Regions from separate parts of the Homo sapiens genome. Here region 2 is linked to region 1. A link is a loop called in an ENCODE intact Hi-C map of the cell type or tissue named here. Cell type or tissue: PC-3. All regions are shown on one strand. Each heading gives the region's core, and the rest is flanking DNA. Links, peaks and the distances in the headings are about the cores only. Region 1 has its middle 190 kb from the start of UBE3D. Region 2 has its middle 300 kb from the start of UBE3D.

Region 1 (11,441 bases), core at 1,254-9,253:
AGGCCATTTTTATTATAGTTTAATACCTCTTTGTATAACACATTATTCTAGTTTAACACAAAATAAATATATGTTGTGCTTGGGTATCCACCAAATCCCATCCCTCCTAGAAATATGGCCCACAAAATATATTTGGTGAAAAAGCAAATAAAACCAAATAAACTCCAGCTGCCCTCATGGAAAGTTACTGCCCAGATGAGCTGAGTGTTCGCCTCCAAGAGTCTTAGATTGGGTGGGCAGCTAACCCTTTCCTGAATCTGTCTTGTATCCAGTCCAGTGAACAGGAAACAGCTGATGACTGTTGAATTCCAACAGCCCTGCAGTGACCAGAAGCAGCAAGGTGCCCATCTCTGCCCAGGGCATCAAGTAATTCACAGACTCAGCGGTTCCTGTTGTGTTTTTTCTTCTTTTCAGTTCTTTCCATTTTTTTTTTTGTTTTTTTAGGCAGTTCTAGCAGACGGATCAATCAAAGCCCCAGAGCTCTTGTGCCCCTCAAAGAAGAACACAGAGAGATCCCATGTGTGAATAAATTTCCTCTCCTTCACTGATGCTCATTTTTCTTCTCATTAGCAGATAAAACTGAACTGGGCAGGATGGTTGTTAAGCCAACCCTTCTCTTGCTTTCACCACGAACATGTCTACATACGCTCTGGCTTATTCCATCTTCACGTTGCTCTCCCCTTTTCTTGTTCCTCTCTCTTCACCTTCAGATTTGATGTAAACATGTTTTTCAGAAGAATCCCCAGTAAACGTTCCATGAGTGGCCTTGCTTAATGGATTTCCCCCATCACTTACATTTTCCCCCAGCAATGTTCTCATCATGGCAATGCTGCTCTAGCGTGCAGGTGGAATGAGGTGGGATGGGGTTTGGATTCATGGTTCTCAAATACCCGTATGCTTAAGTGATGCCATGCCACATCTTTGCCTGGTTATAAAGAGACAAATACATTAATATGTCTTGCTTTAAATAGTCAATGCCTTTTCTTGATCTGCATGTTACAGATAAGCTGTATAACTCCCTCTTATCATGTACTCTGAAATTAACTCTTTTTTTTTTTTTGTGCTACACTGGCTGGATCTGACCTATCATGCACTCTGTATTTTCACATATTTATCACTGAAGCACAATTCCTGTATAATATGGTTTGGCTCAGTGTCCCCACCCAAATTTCATGTTCAATTGTGATCCCAGGTATTGGAGGTGGGGCCTGGTGGAAGGTGATTGGATCATTGGGGTGATTTCTAATGGTTTAGTGCCATCCCCCTAGTGCTGTCTTATGATAGAGTTCTCATAAGATCTGGTTGTTTGAACGTGTGTAACACTTCCCCCTTTGCTCACTCTTGCTCTCTCTCTCTTTCTCTCTTTCTCTCTCTCTCTCCTGTCACCGTATGAAGACGTGCTTGCTTCCCCTTCACCCTTCTTTCCATGATTGTAAGTTTCCTGAGGCCTCCCCAGCCATGTCTCCTGTAGAGTTTGTGGAACCGTGAGTCAATGAAACCTGTCTTCTTTATAAACTACCCAGTCTCAGGTAGTTCTTTATAGCAATGTGATAACGGACCGATACACCGTAAAAATCTGGAAAACTGATTTTGGTAAAACAAACACCTACCAGTTAATTTCACCTCTGGTCTTTACAAAACATATTATTACAAAGAATTTTGCTCTACTGCCTTGGCCATTCTTCTCAGCCACCATTCTTTTTCTCGTCACTCAGAAAGCAGCCTAAGGTTTGGGCAACCATCCTGACTTGTTTCGTGGCTGTGAAGGGGTCTGGTACACTTGCCAGCTGTTGTCTCTCATCTTGTCAGGCTAGGGCCCAGCTGCTGAGACAGGTCTGCCCTGGCTCCTGTCAATCCGCAGAACCTCAGAGGTCTGTTAATATTGGCCATTCAATTCCTGGTCCAGATTGTCCCCCTCTGTCTTTGGCCACAGGGTCAGTTCTGCCCACACCAGTGATACAACCTGACCATGCCCCTTGTATCCCTCCTTAGGAGCAGGTAGAAATTTCTCTGTCCCATTTGGTCACACATGACCCAGGATTTCTTATAGGAGCTCAACTCAAACCCTTCTTCCATTCTGGGACTTCAATCAAATGTATCTTGATGGTCAAGGTCCATTAGGCCTTAACACATGAGTGATAAATACAAGAATCAGAGAATTTCTTTGCCTTAAAAAAAAGTCTGGTTTTTAAGAGCTGTGTCTTCTTGCAAAATCTTATTTTGGATTTCAGGAGCTAATTTTAAGTCTGTTGCTTTTCTTTTTATCTTGTTCTCCCCAACCCTTGCCTCAACACACACCCCCTCCCACTTTGTATTTCTGCTATAACAATCTTCAGCATCCCCAAGGCAAAGAATGTTCTCCAGAACAGTGGGAGGAACTGCAAAAGAGAAAGTATATATGTAGTTTTTTAAAACTGTCCCCTCATAAGGACAAGGAGCCACATTCTGTCTGTACCTCAGTCAAAGGGCCTGACATCTACAGCTCATTCCTTTGTTTCCTTCAGACCCCCAAATCCTCTGTATTTCTTTCTTTTGAAACCATTCCTGACACCATCTTCATTTTTTCTTTTTCTCTCTTTAAATCACTGCCCACTTTTCTCTGTCCCTTGTGCACTCTGGGGATGAGGCCTTTATTGTTGCTTGAACTTCTCTGTCTTCTCTTCTTCTTGACATTATCTAAACTTTTCTTTTCCACTTCAATTTTTGTTGCTTTGACTTAAATTTCTTTGCCTCCATCCACCCCAAGCCTCATCTCCATTAAATACTTCTGCAACTAGGAATATATATTTTAGTTTTTAAAGCCTTTGGATCCATTTCTTTCCCCTAGTGCTTCTGGAATACAGAGAGGATATTTAATGTGGTTATTCAGGAAGTGTTAGAACCTATGTTCTGCAATGGGCATCTATTTTTTTATTTTTTTATTTTTTATTTGTTGTTGAGGAGAGGTCTTGCTATAGCCCAGGCTGGTCTCAAACTCCTGGGCTCAAGCAATCCTCCCTCCTCAGCCTCCCAAAGTGCTAGGATTACAGGCATGAGCCACCATGCCCAGAGGACGTCCATTATTATGTAAGGCCCAAAGGAAGAGAAATTTCTTAGCAAGAAAAAACTCCTACCATCTAAATGGAGAATCCAGGACAGGCCATAATACCCAGCCAGAGAATACTCAGATTAGACAGAAAGCTACAAAATAGAGTTTAACAACAGCAAGAGACAAATTTTCAAGTTATAGTTTTCTAGTAAGGCAGGCAGCCAGCATTTTGCAAAGCATAGTGAAGGAAGAACCTCTATAAACACTATGCTTACAATGAACAGTTTTCATTTGCATATTCATTGACTGAAAACAAGTTGTAACTAGTAGAAGAACCCTGAAAGGAAAGAGAAAACAAAACCCACCACTATTTAATGAGTGTTTACCATGTGTTGGGCAGAATGCAAAGTATTTTACATGTGTTGTCTTAATTTCCACAACCAACCCTATAAAATTGAACTATTATTTTAGCCATCACACAGAAGATGAAATTGAGGTTCAAACAAGTTGCCCAAAATCACATAGCATATATGTGACAAAATCTAGGTGGTTTTAACACAAGCCTACCCTCTTCTGCCAGAATCAAGTGAGACAAGAAGTGATCACAGGATGTAAATGGGAAAGAAAACAAGCTGAATTTGGACAACACGTGGAGAGGAGGAATCCAAAACAGAGACCCTTCCCTTGGATATCTGCATAAGAATGATTGTCCAATGTTTAATGAAAAAGAACATGATATTGACATCAGAACTCCATTCAATAGCATATGTAGGTATCATATATATTTACATTTTTAAAAAGGTATAGCAATATATATTACTCTCTATACAGGGAGTAAATTGATTCTGAATGAATTATTTTTATATCTTTATAAAAGTATAAGTTAAAAATCCTCCATTGTCAACTCTAGATACATAAAAATTTCAGTAAATGTTTTGGTAGGAATCATGAAAAACCAAATGAATAGTCCCCTTGTTATAGAATTATATTTCAAATAGTGCTTTAATTGTGTAAGCCAATTAATATTCTCCATTTCATATTGTATGTTGCACTATTCTATATTATACTGAAAAGTGACAAAACGTTCTTGCTTTTAATCATTTTAAATCATATGTTAACATTTTCTCTTGTTCAAATGAGATTTTTTAATCCTCTATGTATTCTTTGCAAAGTATCCTAGTGCCTGAGAAATTTTTTGTTATTGCCAAAGCATGATCAGAAAGAGCAATCGTTTCACATTATATTTCATAGCCTCTGTTCCTTTTAGTTTATAATCCTATTAATTCTTTTGGGTCTATTTCCTTTTCTGTCAATATTTATACTTCAAAGTTAGCATACACACCTAAACAAATACATTTCAGTTCTCTTTTATTGCAGGCTGATAGAAAATGTGATGGCATCATTACATTGTAAACTCCTGGACTGTAGTAACCACAACTTAGTAATGGTGTCTACAGAGTATTGGGTGCATAAAAGGTGCTGAGTAAATATTTGTTTACAGAATGTTGGCAACCTCTATACTTAATTTTTAAAAATAGTAATAATAATTAACATTGCCTGAATTAAGGTAACAAGTATGTTTGGCATCATGCCAGATTTAAAAATACTTGTCTTATGTAAGCCTCATAACAACACATTATTTCTATTTTACAAATGAGGAAATTAAAATCAGGAGAGGTCAGGCACCCTACTCAAGATCACATACAATAAGTGACAATAAGCGATGGAGTCAGACTCCATCCCAGGTGTATCTAACTCCAAAGCCCATCACTTAAAGAGTACACTTTTCTGGCCTCTCAACTTACCCTAAGCAATTGCTAAATACCTTTTTGACCTCATCATTCCTTTTCACATTTTTTTGGAAGACATATACATTTACAAATTTCATTTCCCAACCCTTGTCTAATTCACGTCTATACTACTGCAAGGAAATTTCAGATCTTACCCTGTATGCTCATTATTTATGGTTCTTCCCAGTAGTGTGCTGGTAAATGTTAAACAATCAGTTTGGGAGAGTGGGAGAGAAACCCTGATCTATAATGCTTGCCTGATTTCCATGATATAGATACTGCTGCCATGGATGATTTCAAGCTACAAACATGATGTCGCTGAACAGAATTGGAAAGAGATATCCAATCTCTCAGGTACAGCTTTCTGTACCTGGGGCCTGTGAATTGTAGCATACCATCAGCTCCTTACCATATTGGCTAATATGAAGTTGAAAAAAAAAGCATTAAAAAATTAAAATCCTCCCAGTTAGGATATGCTTTGGACAAGTACCCAGAGATATGATCTGGCTGTGTCCCCACCCAAATCTCATTTTGAACAATAGTTCTCATAATCCCTGTGACATGGGAGGGACCCAGTGGGAGGTAATTGAATCATGGGGGCAGTTACCACCATGCTGTTCTCATGATCCTGAGTGTGTTCCTATGAGATCTGACAGTTTTATAAGGGGCTTTCCCCACTCTTCGCTCAGCACTTCTCCTTGCTGCCACCATGTGAAGAAGGACAGAAGGACATGTTTGCTTCCCCTTCTGCCATGATTGTAGTTTCCCAAGTCCTCCCCAGCCAGGTGGAACTGTGAGTCAATTAAACCTCTTTACTTTATAAATTACCCAGTCTTCGGTATGGCCTTATTAGCAGCATGAGAACGGACTAACATACCTAGTAAACACACATTTGTTTTAAAAACTTTGAGTACTGTTTGGTGAATTAAATTAATTTTCACTCTTCCATAACAGTAGTTCTCAAACTGTGGTCCCCAGACCAGCAACATCAGCATCACCTGGGAATTTATGCAAATACAGATCCTTGAACCTACTCCAGACCTACTGAATCAAAAAACTTGGTGGTGATCAAGGGAGGTCAGCAATTGTTTTAACAGGCATCCAGTGATCCTGCATGCTCAAGTTAATGAATGACTACTCAGATGTAAAAATCTCTTTTCCATTTCAGCCCGCAAGGTAGAGCAAGTCTAACAAGGGAGAGTCCAAGGTCAATTTTAATGAAAAAAAAAGTGGGGAAAGTCAAAGTTCTGGCAAGTAAGTGTGTAATGTAGACTGCAGAGAAGAAAGGTCCTGGCCCAATTATTACTCACATCTGAGTCAGGAGAAGTGTGTGTAAAACCTACCTGAAGAAAAGCCCTCCAGACCAGAGAAGAAATTTGCTGACTTTTGGAGACTCATCCCAGAAACAATGCCTTAGTAGGTATCAGAAGAGAATGGACCCAGTTGGAAAGCTTCACTCCTTAGCATACGTAGCTAGGGGACCTCTGTGTTTTACATAAGTGAGTTAAAACACAGATTTTCTACCTAAACACCACCTGGAATAAATTTTTTCTGCCTACTTCAGTAGTTCACCTGTATTAGATTCTTCTGGTGGGCTTGTTACAACACAGATCGCTGACTTCCTTTCTCCTTGCCTCTCCAGCACCTGACAAAGATTCTCTGTTTCACCAAATTCCAGTCAGCCTCCTCTGAACTCTCTTCTCAATGAGACCCTGGCTTTTAAGCTTCTGTGTTTGTTTCTGCATTGTCCATGTTAGCAAGAATCCTACTAAATCAGTTTAACTAGAATTCTCCACCCTCCAGATACAATTACCCTGAATATCTGATCATCCACCATCGCCTAGGTGATGTCTGATCACCCTGGCCTGCCTTCTGCAAGAATCCTCTTAGGTCCCTTTAGCCAGAATTTCCCCTATTCGTGATGTTTCCTCAAGTAAGTTCCCATCCTCTGATCCCTTCCTGCTCCTTAGCTACTGTGATGGTTAATATTGAATGTCAACTTGATTGGATTGAAGGATACAAAGTATTGTTCCTGAGTGTATCTGTGAGGGTATTGCCAAAGGAGATAAACATTTGAGTCAATGAACTGAGAGATGCAGACCCACCCTTTATCTGGGTGAGCACCATCTAATCAGCTGCCAGCACCGCTAGAAGAAAAGCAGGCAGAGGAACGTGGAAGGACTAGACTGGCTGAGTCTTCTGGCCTCCATCTTTCTCCCATGCTAGATGCTTCCTGCCCTTGAACATTGGACTCCAAGTTCTTCAGCTTTTGGACTCTTGGACCTACATCAGTGGTTTTCCAGGGGCTCTCAGGCCTTCAGCCACAGACTGAAGGCTGCAGTGTCAGCTTCCCTACTTTTGAGGTTTTGGGACTTCCTTGCTCCTTTTTGCAGACGTCCCATTGTGGGACTTCACCTTGTGATTGTGTGAGTCAATACTCCTTAATAAACTCCTTTTCATATATACATCTATGCTATTAGTCCTGTCTCTCTAGAGAACCCTGACTAATACAGCTATAAATTCCCACTCATCCTTATTGTATTCGGAGTTGAGCCCAATCTCTCTCCTATTACAAAACCCTGTTGTAGTACCTTCCTTTGAATAATGTCTGTCTTACCATCTTTAACAAGGGTCATGGTACAGCTTTTCTCTAACACAGCCCACCAAGTTCCTAATTCAGTAGGGTGGGGTGGGGCCCAGGAATTAGCATTTATAACAAGTTCCCAGTGATGCTGCTACTGGTCTGGGAACCACACTCTGAGAATTACTGGCCCTAACTACGTTTTCTAAGTTCTGTATAGTGTTCTTGAGTTGTTAAGGAGCTGTTGGATTTTGCCTCGGGGGCTGTTCTGATGGGTGTTAGGTGAGGAGATGTGTACAGTGGAGCCAGCAACAGAAAAACTTTCATTTTGGCCGGACCATCACTGCAAAGCAGAGACGGAGTTTAATCAGAGCCATAATTGTTACACTGCTTAAGAATTCCAATTTTCTCTAGTGTATCTCATTTTACTGTGAAGAGATATTTACTGCAGAAAATTTTTGTAATTAAAGCATGTAAGTATAATCAATTTTGGCTTATGGGAATGCTTTTCTAGAAATCAAAATGTATACTGGCATCAATGTACAAATATTCCAGAAACCAACATTAAACAATTTATGAGGTATTCATTAATATTCTAATACATTATTTTCAGCATCTCATTCAGGAATGAGCTGAGGCTTTCTCTGTGAAGATTCAGTGTTCCTATTACTGAAATGTCCCAAATGTAACAGAGCAGTCAGTACAACCTGTCTTCCTCATTCTGCTCCTAACCACATAAATAACCAAATAGTATTCATTAAGTTTGCAAATGGCATCACACTGGGAGAAAAATTACCATGAAGGAGAGAAAAAAAAACCTTAAATACCACAGGACCTTGATAATTTGGAGCAAAGGAGAGAAAATATAACAAACATTATCAAAGTGGAGTACTTACATTTAAAGAGAAAATCCAAATTACAAAATAAAAGGAAGGTCATTATACGTGCAAATTTGCCTCTTATTTGTTCATCTATTCAGCAATTTATTATTGAGCACATATTATGTGCTCTGCTCTGGGGATAGAGTGGTGAACAAAACAGACATTGTTTCTCACTCGGGGAACTCACAGAACAAGGGGGGACAGGGGCCTTAAACAAGGAAATAAATAAAAAACTTCCAGTTGTGATAAGTGTTTTGAAGGGAAAAAGCAGAGTAATGTGGAAAAGAATAATTGATATGTGAGAGAAAGAACTATTCAGAGTAGAGTGGTTAGGGAAACCTCTCTGAGATATGAGCTGGAAAGCAATGAGAAGCAATCCGCTTTTGAAAGAAGACTGTTCCAGACAGAGAGGGCTGTCTAGACAGAGTGAATAGCCTGTGCTGAGTCCCTGGGCAAGAAAGGTCTTGGTGTTTTCCTGGAACTGAAAGGAGGCAGGTGTGGCTTCAGCGTAGTGGACAAGAGAGATTGAAGAAAGATATGAGGTGGTAGAGAGATGAGAGCAAGGAGAGAGAGACAGATGAGGCTGGAGAGAAGGTATTCAGGGTAAATATGGCTCACGAGCAGAGTAACATTTTCAAGCAGGAGTTGGCAAACATTTTCTGCAAAGGTCCTGTATTGGTCAGGGTTCTCTAGAGGGACAGAACCTAATAGTATAAATGTAATATATAAAGGGAAGTTTATTAAGTATTAATGTACGCAGTCACAAGATCCCACAATAGGTTGTCTGCAAGCTTGAGGAGCAAGGAGAGCCAGTCCAAGTCTCAAAACTGAAGAACTTGGAGTCCGATGTTCGAGGACAGGAAGCATCCAGCATGTGAGAAAGATGTAGGCTGGGAGACTAGGCCAGTCTCCCTCTTCATGTTTTTCTGCCTGCTTTATATTCGCTGGCAGCTGACTAGAGGGTGCCCACCAGATTAAGGGTGGGTCTGCCTTCCCCAGCCCACTGATTCAATTGTTAATCTCCTTTGGCAACACCCCCACAGACGCACACAGGATCAATACTTTGTATCCTTCAGTCCCATCAAGTTGACACTCAGTGATCACAGGGCCAGAGTTTAGGCTTTGCTGAGTCGTAAGGTCTCTGTCACAAGAGACCTTACTGAATTCTGCAGTTGCAGCACAAAAGTAGATACAGACAATACTTAAATGAATACAGGTAGCTGTGTTCTAATAACACTCAAATATTTACCAAAACAGGCAGTGGGTGGACTTGGCCTACAGGCCAAATTCTTTCAGTTGCCAACCCCTGAAAGAATAACATCGGGCACAATACTATCCTAGGAAACATAAGTAGGAGCAGGACACTCACCTTCCAGATGAGTCAGCATTAGTCAGACCATCACTGAATGAATGTCTTCCTTGGGCTCCACACTTAAATGGCATATGATAAAACTCTCGTAGGTTCTAAAATAGTGATGATTAAAGGTTTGGAAAACTGGCCAAGCAAAAAGTTTAAAGGAGCTGATGTATTCAACTTGATCAACAAAGAAGAGGTAATAAAATAGTTTTCACATGTTTTAAGTGTTATTTTGCTAAAGATTGTCCAACTGTTTATATGTTCACTGAGTGGAAAGACATGAGAATTGAAGGGAAGTGAAAAGCGAGACATGAGAAGGAAATGGAACTGGAAGAATATAATGACCTGACAAGGTAAACACCTGTAAACAATGGGCCCCACTGGCTCTCCTCTCTGCCTCCATGGCAGACTTTTCTGTCCAGGAGTAAAAGATTGTTTTAATCAATGTGGGTTAATATACCTCATTTTAAAGGAACACCATAGTGTATAATTTTATCAAGCAAATAGTTGCCCATAATTAGTCATCTTTAAAACATCACATTTTCCTTTTTTTTTCCAAAAAAAAAAAAAGCCATATTATATTGATCAATTACTATAAGCCAAGTGTGCTGGGCATTTGACATGCATCATCTTGTTTACTCTTCACAATACTCCTAGGAAGTCAATACTATCCCCATCCTCATTTTACTAAAAATGAAGTCAATGCTATTCTTATCTTCATTTCACAGAAAACTTAGACTAATGTTACTAAGTAATTTGTCCAATGGCAACTAGCTAATAAATGGTAGACCCAATTAATTTTATTTTTTAGTGAGGCATAGTAAATGAGGAACAGCTGTATTTACACTTCTTTTTAAAATAGCACTGAGTAATATTTATCATAAGATCTCTACTTTTTAAATCAAGAAGGACAAAAATTAGAATGCACTTTTGACTAAAGCCAACCTAGCTTATCCACAGCTCTATAAACAATAATTTCTACTTATTGTCTACCTGTGTTTTGTGAAGAGGCTCAAATCTTTGAAAACTCTATAGATTCATTTTTCTAAGCTCTCTTAGTGTCTTTTGCAGTATTTAGAGTTTTACATGTCTTTAAAAAGAGGAAGCCTGGTTATTTTATCATTTCTTTGATAGTTCTGATATCCAAAGTATTTGCAGGTCTGTTTTTGCTGTCTTTTATTCTGTTGGTTCCTACTCTTGGGTTGTTATAAGCTGCTCATTTTTTTTCAGAAAATTTACTGTGAGACTTCTTCGAGGCCTAGGATAAAGGCATATTCCTCCAGAGAGGACTGGAATTTACTTCTGCCAAGTGCTAGAAGGCACTACCACTTCAAAGCCAATTTAAACAACATTTACAACCTGTGGTTTTATTGGACTGCAAATCTGGGAGGCTAGGTTGCAAATCTGTGTCAAGATTAGCTTGTGGTAATATCTCAGGGATAGCTTTCCCTCTTTCTGTCACTGCTTGGTGCCAAGGTAAACATCCTTGCACTCTCTTGGAGGAGGGTATGAGGTGAATTCTTTTCTGACTTACCCTTATAGTTTGAGGTAGTAGCATTATGAGCAGATGGGTCTTCTATTAACCAAGAGCCATCTGCCCTTTGCTCTTGGCTCCTGGGAGAGGATCTCTAAGCCCTTGGAATGTACTGCCCAATATGAATGCCATTGTGTACCTGAGAGCCTGGTCCACACCAATAGCCTAATGATGTGATTTTGAGTTGGGGCTGTGAGTCACATGGTATCAGCTCGAGCTCTAGAAGGGCTGGAAACTAAAGGTCAGTTTTAAGGCGGGCAGCCAGGTCTA
Region 2 (11,441 bases), core at 1,964-9,963, 100 kb before region 1:
CAGACTTTTTAACTTTGGAAAATTGGAAAACTTGGAGAATGATGCAATGCCTTCAAAAATTCTGAGGGGAAATGGATTTCAACAAAAAATTTCACATCCAGCTAATTGCCAACTAATTATGATGGCAGAGTAAAGACATTTTCAGGCATGAAATGTCTCAAAAATTTATATTCCATGCACTCTTTCTCAGGGAGCTACTAGAGGAGGTGTTCCTACAAAATGAGTAAGTGAAACAAGATACAATATATGGGATTCTAGAACAGGGAATTCAACCCAAGTGGGTAAGGAAATTCACCAAATGATGGTGAAAGGAGACCCTAGGATGATAGCTGTGTGGGAAGCCTAGGAATAAACAGATCCAAGTTGGAAAAGTTCAGAAACTTCCAGTACAGAGTTTTCCAGAAAGACAAAATTGATAGCATACCAGATGTGCTCAAATATATCAAAAGGATATTTAAACAACTGACAGAGTCTGGGTATAAATTAATGATAAGTATATATTTTGAAACTAAAACAAATAATTCCAGGGAGAGCAAAAAGAGGTGTAAGAGAGCTTTGAATAAAGTTTACATGATCCAATCATTAAAATATAATATTGATCTAACCAAAATTAAGTAAAAGTTCGTCAAAAGGATAGAAGGAATTGAAGGCTACTTGCAGAAGAATGAAAAAAGGCTACATCTTCAATCTCCACAATGGAAGGTCAATAGATAACACTTCAATCAAAAAAAGAAAAAAGAAGAAGGAAGAAAGGAAGAAGAAAGAAAGGAAGGAAGGAAGAAAAAAAAGTTTTAAAGGAAGAAAGAAGAAAGTGTCAGTAAAACATGTTATTTAATAAGCTTGTTAGAGCTATTTGACTCTTTAATCAGAAAACAGCAATAGCAACTTGAAAGGACTCATGTACCACTTTGCTAAAAATAAATTTTAAAGACTCACACTTAACTACAAAGAAATGAGAAACAAACTGGCAACAGGCCATCAACAACACTGCACACTAGACTACCAAGATGCAACACCTTCAAAGCCCAAGGAAAAATAATTTTCAACCCAGAGTTGTATACATCTATAAATATACATATATATATGCATGTGTACATCTCAACTATCAAATATTATAAGAATAAAATAAAGATAATTTCAGCCATGTATGGATTCAGAAAGTTTACACACATGCATCCCATAAGAAAACTATTTCCCTGGGAAAAAAAAATTTCAGCAAAACTAAAAAGGAATGCAAGAAAGAATATGACTTGAGATACAAGCAACCATGGCAACCGAGTAATACCTAAAAGAAGAAAAGAAACTGAAAGTGCAATTGAGATGTTCTTTTTTCCCAGTAGTTAGATTTCAGAAGGAGTACTATGGTGGTTTATTTAAAAACAAAATAAATTTGATTTTGGGAATAAATTTTTTAATACTTTGAATGTTATTTTAATTTGGGTTTAAACTTTCAGAGTCGTTCTACAGATAAATCAGGGAATGCTGAATTCTAGCTGAAGATTACATTCTAAATGTTATAAACTTTGACCATAAAAAATAAGAATAAAACTTTTGTTAAAAGCAAGAAATTGAAGAGGTTGTGGTTGAGGGATTGTGTACTAAATTCCTTACTTTTCATAGTTAAGATGTGAAAGGTACCATCCAAATTATGAATTATAAGTTATGAATCATAAATGTTTTATTTAAATTATAAAGAAAAGTGCCAGTGGACATAAAATAGAAATAGTTAAAACTGGTACTAGTGTTTTCTTTGGGAAGTGGAATTAGAGGTAGGAAGACAGAACTATTATTTTTCTTTTCATATATTTTTCTTATGGTTTGGATACTTTCACTATGCCTAGATAAAACTTAATTTTTTTTATAAAAGACTAGCTTAAAATGAAGGTGGGCCTCCCTAACAGAGAATTAGTAGTATATCCTCCAATAGTTCATAAGGTATCCATGCAATGGAGTCCTGTGTGGATGCTGGAAAGACAAAAGAGGATGTCAGGGCCCTCATGGAAGGATGTCCATAATGTGACGTCGGTGGAAATGTTTTCATTTATTTGTTAATTTATTTACTCAATATTAATCAAGGGCCTATCATATGCCTAGCGCTGTGTTAAGTATTAGGTGCATATTGAAGGATAACAGTTCTTATGCAGTTTACATGCTGGCAAGGAAAATAAACGATAAATAAACATAGAAATAAGTGTATAATTATATAAAACTTCTGTACAGAGACTGAATCCTAAGAAAATATATATAATATGTCACTTCAGGGTTAAAACATTATATATTAATAGACATAAATATATGCATTAGGAAAATACATTTATACATGTATAGGAAGACGACTGGAAGGACGTACTCTGAAAGATCAGAATCAGGAGCAGTAGGTGGAGGAAGGGAAAGAGTTTCATTTTTTATTTTCACATCTGTTTTGGGTAAGTATTAATTTTGCATTTTTTATAATTTAAAAATTAAAATAACAAATTCATTGTAAAAAGAAGCAGAACTGGTCAAGGAAGTGAATAATTGAACAATCCACTTATGCATCAATTCTGGAAGAAATAAAAACATTTTCCCTATAAAGAAAGAGTTGTTAGCATTGTATTCCTATAAAAAGGAGAGCATAGTATTATTTACTATAATTTATTAATTATATTTATTATTAATAAATATATTAGCAAACAAAAAGGGGTGTTCTAGAGCATTACTTTACAGCCCTTTAAAATACTGAATTATAGGGGCGTTGATTCCTATTTCTGTATCATAAGCCTCTCGTGTTTTACTTGTAATTTCTTTATAGGAAAAGTCACTATTTTGCCAGTCTTTAAATTCTAGTAATTCAGTTCACTTAGATTGAACAAACTTTTGATGAGCATCTCTGTGACAGGACCTTTGCCAAGGACCGGAGGGATGCAAAGGTGAGTAAGACAGCAAAATGACCCCCAGGAAATTCACAGGAGAGTCTGCATCCATATCAGAATCTTTCACAATTGGCCTGTGGGGCTTTAGCATCTTCTCATTTCTACATGAAGTTATTAGGCTGTGTTTCAAGGTAGCCAGGAGTCATTTGGCTCCTTTTTATTTTCCTTTTTTCCTTTGTCGCCCAGGCTGGAGTGCAGTGGAGTGGTCTCTGCTCACTGCAGCCTCCACCTCCTGGGTTCAAGTGATTCTCCTGCCTCAGCCTCCTGAGTAGCTGGGACTACAGGCACCTGCCGCCACCCCTGGCTAATTTTTGTATTTTTTAGTACAGACAGTGTTTCACCATATTGGCCAGGCTGGTCTCGAACTCCTGACCTCCTGATCTGCCCACCTCGGCCTCCCAAAGTGCTGGGATTACAGGCGTGAGCCACCGCGCCCGGCCATTTGGCTCTTTTGGTTAATGAAGGTTGGAAGCGAGGTCCCAAAGGCATAAAACGTAGTTTTGGTACATGCTCTTTTCTGGTGAGTGATATCAGCAACCAAAATTAGAGTCGTGCCATGCCCAGATCAGGTTTAACACCATTTTATGTACATCAGCGTTACAGCTTCTGTATTCACATTCCCAGCTGGATTTTCAGACAGAGGCACAAAGTTTATATAGGTAGAGTATTGGCTCTACCCCCTTAAAGCTTCATTTTGCATTGACTGGAATTCAGCTGCAGGTCCCTATCAGGTGACTATAAGCAGGTTTAATTGCTCTTACATCCTTTACTAACACTGGAGACAAAAAATATCTGGCATCCCAGTGTTTATAGCCCTGTTATGGCACTCATGGTATTGTTTGTGAGTTTATATATTTACATGTCTATCTTCCTTCTCCAGAATATGAGTTCTCTGAGGGCAGGGATGTGTCTTATTGTTCTTTGTCTCCCTAGTGCTATGCAAAATATCTGAAAATATATTTTTGTTTAAAAGTATTGAATAAATGAAAAAAATAAGGTTACTCAGTGGACAGTCTATCCTGCAAGAATGATATCGAATATTTCTTGTTTTTCATACATGTTCACTCCCATTTCCTAAGGTATTGAATCTTTCACTCTGTACTTAAAGAACATCAATGAAAACCTGGCCTTGATAATATTAGCAACATGGATTAATTCCTCTCTATGTTCCAAATCACATGCTAAGAGTGTGTGTGTGTGTGTGTGTGTGTGTGTGTGTGTGTGTGTGTGTTTACTTACATGTTGCATTATTTTATCCTTACAACAATGCATTAATTAGATACCTTTATCATCACTGCAACACATGAAAGAATCAAGGCCTAGAAATAACAAGCCTATTTCAGGACACAGGGAATACAGGGAAGACATAGGATTTGGATCCACACGCTTATGCCTTTAGAGCCTAAGCATTTAGCTACTATGTTATCCTAAAGGCAGAGTTCTCCAGACTGTGAGAGGTGAGAAAAAATAGTAAAGAAATGTATTAATTTCATGAAATGGTAGAGACAGGCAAGGCAACTTAGAAAACTGTGGCTATGCCTGGAATGCTAAGCTTTGGGTTAGGCAAAACTTAATTCCAGTAATATGGAATTCCTTTGCTTTAATAAGAATAATATACTTGAAAAGTCATTCCATTATGTTTCTTAGGCAGCATTTAGCCACTTACTTATTTACATCATGAGAATAATTAGAACTCATTTTGTAATTTGTATAAATATGCATAATGAACTATTTACAATATAAGAGCCATGATCATGGCATGTAATTATAGCACAATGGATTTTTTTTACAACAGTTGATAAAATTAATCTTTTACTTGGTATTTCAATAATGCCTTTTTAAAAATTCCACTGTTTGTTTAATTATTAATATTTTTATTTCTCTCTAACATTTTTGGTAAAACTCCTTCCCCTTCTCATGGAAATATTTTTAAAATTTAAAAAGTCAGAAAGGCCTAGGTTATATCGTGGCTCTCCCACTCTAGCTGTGTGACATTGGACATGTTACCCTCACTGAGCTTCAGAGCGCCACATGTAAAACAGGAAAAGAAGCCCTAATTTGTGAATTTTTTTGAGGAGAAGAGATAATGTATAAAAATCCCCTAGCCCAAGGTCCAGTCACCTAGTAATGGTGATGATGATGATAACATCAACAACCTTTATTGACTGCTTGCAACTTCCAGGCCCTTGTCTAAGCATTTTACATGAATAAACACATTTACTCAATAGATAGTAGCGGGCAGAAGTAATTGTAGTAGTGGTGGTACTCAGTCTGAGGACCCCATTCCCATGCCCACCATTTCTCCATCAAAAACAGAGCACTGGAAACTTTTAAAACATCTTGTATTTAAAATTTTGATACTCACCCAAATGAGATGAAAATTTACGTTAACACAAAAACCTGCATACAAATGCTTATAGCAGCTTTCTTCATAACTGCCTAAACTTAGAAGCAACCAAAATGTCCTTCAGTAGGTGAATAAACTGTGGTGCATCCATACCATGAAATATCATTCAGTGATAAAAAGAAATGAGCTATCAAGCCACAAAAAGATGTGAAGGAACCTGAAATGTATGGGGACCACACAGGTCCCTGTTAAGTGAAAGAAGAAAGAAGCCAATTTGAAAAGGCTACATCCTGTGTGGTTCCAACTATATAACATTATGAAGAAGGCAAAACAATAGAGACAGTAAAAAAAAGATCAGTGTTTGCTAGGTGTTTTGTAGAGGAAAGAGGGGAATAAATAGGTGGAGCACAAAGGATTTTTAAGGCAGTGAAATTCTTCTGTATAATATAATGGCAGATATTGTCATTACATATTTGTCAACACCTGTAGAATGTATAACACAGAGTGAGTCCTAATGTAAACTATGGACTTCAGTTATTAGTAATGCATCAGTATTGATATTGAGTCATCGGTTATAACAAATGTTCCACACTAATACAAGATGTTAGTAATAGAGAAAACTATTCAGGGGTTGGGAGTAGTAGTATATGGAAACTCTGTACTTCCTATTCAAATTTTCTGTGAACTTAAAACTGCATTAAAAAATGAAGTCTATTCATTTAAAAACAGTTATCAAATTTTACACTTTAACAAATATTATAGAGCTGTTTCAGAGACTTAGTTAATATAAATATTAATTTTTCCTGAAAAAAGTCATTATAAAATACTAAAAGTTGGGAATTACCTTCAGATTAGATGTAATCAGTTTCATTACTATGTTATTCACACACATGCACATGTTCACACACATGCACATAAAATAAAGAAAAAGTTGTCCAGAGGCTAAATAAAGGGACCCACCTTATCCATGCTGAACAGTCTCAGATAGAGGAATCTCCATGTCATTGATTCTTAGTGTGGGATATGTAACAGCAGCAGCAGCAGCATCACCTGGGACTTGATAGAAACCCAAAGTCTGGGGCTCCAGCGACTCGCTGAATGAGTGGGCGGGGCCCAGCGAGCTATGTTTTAACCAGCCCTTCAGGTGATTCAGATGCTTGTTGAAGTCAATGGATGTCTACCCCACATCCCTCCCAGACACACAGATACACAAGCAAAAGACTCCCATGCTTGACGATGGAGGTTCAGCATAAGACTGGGACAAGAGTGAGGCCAGTGAGGTGCCAAAACATTCAACAATCAAGATGAATAATATTTTAATGCAATATTTTAAAAAATCATATGAATGCAAAAAAGTCATGATGAATAAAATACTAAAATTCTCAATAAAGACAGGATCAGTGTAACTGACATTCCCTTTCACCTCAGGCTGCAGTCTGGCTCTGCAGATATTGCTTCAGCATCAGGAGGTGGGAGTGGGCCAAGGGCCAGGGTCCCTGAAGCCAGCCTCGGCCCTCTTTCCTCGCTGCAGCACACACCCACACCAGTGTGTCCCGCTATCCTCATCAGAGTCACTGTCTGCTCGTTGCTACTTAGACTTTCCTTAACTACACCCATTAAGAGGTAATTCTAATTTAGTGGAAGCTCTTAGTATTTCTTAAAGTAATTAAATAATGATGGTTCAAGAAATTTACCACTTTTGTGGGAAGATTGAGTGTACACAAAGACATAAACAACTCCCACAAAGTAATATATCTTCATGCAAGCTACGACAGTGCTGAGTATTGACATTCTGAGGACTCACTAAGGAGAAGGGTGAACTGAGCCACATGAAGTTCATTTGATACCTTGCAAAAGTGTTTTGTGAACTGCACATCACTACAGGAAGTTAGCTGTGGTTATTCTCTTCCCGGGAAATATCAGCTGTAAGCCATATTTGGAACAAAGTAAGTTTTATAGATCTGGCGGAGGAGGATTAGAGAAAAAAAATCTTCCATAGCCAGGAAGAACTGAGAAAACGGGAATGTGGAGGAAAGAAAAGACAAATTTGCTTACCTCCTATATACATAAAGAAAACTGGAAGAGATAAAGTGGGTGTAAGAGAGAAAGGGCAAAGTGGGAAAATGGGGGGTGGGGGGGGCATTGCTGTGCCAAAGAGCGTGGCTCAGCCTGAATCTCACGTGGATTCTGGAAGCTGAGAAACTATGGATTCCGATTCAAGTTAAAAGCAGCTAACAAGTAAAAAGAGCCAATGACATTAAAACTGAACTAAACAGTCATTTTTGAATTTCAAGTAAAGAAACCTAGTGGAGACTTCAGCACAATTCAAACTTGTTCTCTGAAATGGCAAGGGAGTGCTTCCACAGCAATTATTTCTTTAAAAGAATTGAAAAGAAAAGTTCAGTTTGGAAGCTTTGATTGATCCCTGGACTCTTGAGTCATTCTGAATGAAAACACTTAGCATCACTGTGGGAATCCATTACCCTGGTGATTTGGGCAGGGCAGAACTTTGCAAACTGTTTTCTTTTTGGAGAAACATATTTTTCTTTTTCAGTAATTGTTGCTGAAGACCTACATCTGAGAGCCAGCAGCAGGTACAGGAGCTAGAACAGGACAAGGCTCAGCAGGTTACAGAAATCAGAGCTGTAGCTCAAGCGAAGGAAGCAGATAAAGGAATCAGGTGGACTAGGTGAGCTCCGCCTTGACCTGCTGCTAAGAACTAAGTTGCCCATATTAGGGTCAAATAAAAATTGAAAGTCACCACCATTGCTTTTAGGAACAGAGAACGAAAGGACCTCCCCAGGGTTATCAGCATAGCTTGTAAGAACTAAATTATTTAACATCAATGTCCCAAAGAGAGCCTATTAGGGGAACCTGTGAAGCAGTGAATGGCATTTGAACAGAGCCTAGAAGAGTACAAGTATTGGGATCAGGGCCTATCAGTTCTATTTACCAAATTATCTAACAAGAACCATCAGTCAGACTGGATGTAGGAAAGAATGGGAAAGCCCCTACAAAGCAAGGACTTTGTGGAATAGGATAATGGAGCGGACGTGTTCTGGCAACAGATTCCCCAGAAGACAGTGTTCATTGCACTGTCCCAGCCCATCACGTTACAGTGAGACAAGGGTATTCTGATTAGAATATTTTTCGTACAGGAGGTCAACACAGGCTGGTCAGGTCTAGGAGGGGAATCCACCATACATCTCTGACGTGTAACCCAGGCCTGGATCTAAGGAGACGACAACCTTGGGCCCACACCCAGATAGAAAACAAAAAACAGAAAAAGGTTCTGAGAGGGACAGAGAATTCTATCAGCCCAAAAGCCATGCCAACCTGAGGGTTGAGAGTGAGGAAAGAAATTCAAAGCTCCAATCCTGAGGGTTGTATCAATAAAGTAGATAATGGTTTTCCTAAAATATTTTTTTAAAAAAAGTCTGTTAATCTATGTATGCTCATATTTATTTTTGTTTTGCTTTTCTTTTACAGTTGAGTAATAGTTCTTTTTGAAAATACTAACTTGTCTCTTATTAATTGGGAGTAAATGATTCTTGTTACTGTTGGAAAATAAAGACAAGGCCAAAAAGTTAAGATCTTTGCATTATAGAACCGAGAGTTTTTGAAGATTCTTGATTTACCCAGAGATGTGATAAAATCAGTCTTCCTCCTTGAAAGATTTCAGCAGCAGTGTGTAGGATGAATTACAAAGAAAAGAGAAGACAGAAAGCCTACTATTTCATGCTGTTAGCATGATTTAAAATGTAAGAAAATAATTGCTAGGACTTGATGATAATTGTAGAATGGGACAAATCTGACAAAGAACTGTTCAGAGCTACGTGTAGGTAGAAAACAGAATAGAGAAGATCCATGTCTTTGGGAGGACACTAGAAGGATGGAGGAGCTCTGGAGAGCAATGAGGAAAGTAGGTGGAAGCGACTTTGAGGGGGCCAGATAGCAAATCATTTCAATGCTAGATTTTAGATTAAGTGTAACATCCATATTTTGTGGGACAACTAGAGATATGATAATGGACAGTGGGTGAAAGGTCAAAGAAAATTTAGAAAAGAAAATAACTAGGGTTGAAACTATACGCATAGTACTAGAGAAAAGAGCAAAAGGCACAGAAATAATAATAATAGTAATTACAACTTCCACTACTCATTGAATGGCTGCTATTTTCCAGCCATTGTACCGGAAGTTTCACTTATTTGATCTTTAGACACTCTGAGACAGATTCGATTGTCCTATTACAGATGGGAAATTGAGGCTCCAGGTGGTTAAACGACTTGCTTACATCACACATTGAAGAATCACAAGTAGATTTCAAGCTGCCCAATCTGACGCCCTTTCCACAGCCTATTTCCTTTCATGTATGGTGGTACAGTCTCCTTGTCACAAAACACTTGAGGTAGAAATATGAAAATATAGATATCATGGAAATACAACTGGAGTAATTTTAAATGGAAGAGAGTAAGGGACAAGGAACTTCAGGGTGTGAAGATGGGGTAGGCCCAACAGGGCACAGGCCTGGTCTAGAAAGAGGCCAAGAAATTTGTAATGCCCTCCTACGATACCAAGAAGTCACTAAAGGAAGTCACTAATTTCCTCCTTTGTCCTTATCCTGACACAGCACAAAGACAGAACTTTGAAACATAATTTGGTTTTGAAACACTTAATTACCTTCCCCATTGATACAAAGGGAAAGATGAAACCCATATAACAGCTTCAGAGAGAAGCAGAAGTTTCAATAGGGAGTTGAACTGAGAGAATTGAGATGCTTTAGAGCTTCATTAATAAATTCCCAGGATACTATACTCATCCACATTCAGTTATAAGCCTCCCTTTGGCCCTGTACATTCCAAAGCCAAATGTAAACAACTTATATTTTCCTAGTGTTGACTATAATAATTGTTTTGAAGTCAAATGATAACATGTTTAAATCAGTTCTATTTATCCTGCATTTACTAATCAGTTAATATGTGCTAATCTCTGGTAGATACTAGTATACAGAGATGAAGTAGACATTTCCTGCCTTCAAGAAATGCACCATCCTTACATAGGCAACTATAAATTATACCAAGTGATAAAGGCTATCAGAGAAGTATGAACTAAGTAAGCTAGGGCATAAAGAAAAGCATGAAAATCTTGTCCTGCAATTGCCAGACAGAATATCAAAAAAAGATAATGGTTTCTCTGGGCCTTGAAAGGTGAGTAAATTTTCTGAGAGGATCAAGGACACATAGAAAGGATGGAGTATTTTAACTTGGGCAAAAATGGAAGCTAGAGTAACTGACCAGACAGAACTGGCCCCAAAGCTCACAATCTAAAGGACAGTGTATAAAGGAGCTTGAAGGATTTGTACCCTCCTTCAGTCCTGGTACTGAACTCCCATCAATTGGGTGGACACACAACAGAAGCCCAGACAGCAGAGAGCATCTGAAGTTAGAGGGTGAGCAAAACCATAGTTCCAGGCCTTCCTCTCTGGCCATGAGAGCCCAAGCCTGGAAAAGCCTCTGACAAAGGCCCAGCTATGGGCTCAACATAGGGTACAGTCCCTCTCAGTGTGAGAGTGCTTAGGAGATGCTAAGGCCGATGAAGAATGGTCCTAGCCATGCCAAGAGGAGCCAGAAAAGGCCTGGTGCAAAGCCATCTGATGCCTAGATCACAGCTCAGGAATATCAGATACAAGGTCTGGGGCAGTAAGATTAATGTGAGACCCCACACAGCCAGCATAATGTAGTTCTGAATATTTGTAATAATTCTTCAAACTACTACTATAACAGAAGGTAAGTATTCATAATATATTCTCTAGGTAACTAAATGAAAATGCTTTTGTGCTACTTTACACCTGTTTCACTTCCATTTCCTTCATGACTACAGGCTTTATCATCATCATCATCAATCATCATCATCATCATCATCATACTAGCTACCAATTATGGTGTATTTACCATGTGCCTGAAGCAATACTGGGAGCTGGGGGGTCTCTCATCCTTAGAACATTGCTATAAGGAAGACATTATTAGCCCCATTTTATAGATGAAGAAAATCAACTTCAGAGGGATTATGGATATTGCCCCAAATATCATATAGCTAAACAGGGGCAAAAATAGTGGGATATCAAAGCTGATGTTTTATCTGGTAACAAATTAGCTCACCTCAATGGTAAATAAGTCATTTTA

What was found. A loop is a pair of places that touch in the nucleus more often than their neighbours do. Peaks named below come from ENCODE experiments on the same cell type or tissue, not always from the same donor. Only the 100,000 strongest peaks of a DNase experiment are listed, where the experiment ranks them.
Region 2: it touches region 1 in a loop (6-fold over the local background); 1 of 110 quality-filtered maps calls a loop at or near these places.

Annotation. Positions count from the first base shown.
Region 1 is chr6:82,866,346-82,877,786 of GRCh38, forward strand. No RefSeq gene overlaps it. Among named protein-coding and RNA genes, the nearest start is that of UBE3D, 190 kb to the right of the region's middle. In PC-3, for the core only: no CTCF peak of the experiment used is centred there; a DNase peak (open chromatin) is centred at 7,356; H3K27ac peaks cover 842 bases.
Region 2 is chr6:82,760,862-82,772,302 of GRCh38, forward strand. No RefSeq gene overlaps it. Among named protein-coding and RNA genes, the nearest start is that of UBE3D, 300 kb to the right of the region's middle. In PC-3, for the core only: no CTCF peak of the experiment used is centred there; a DNase peak (open chromatin) is centred at 5,800; H3K27ac peaks cover 976 bases.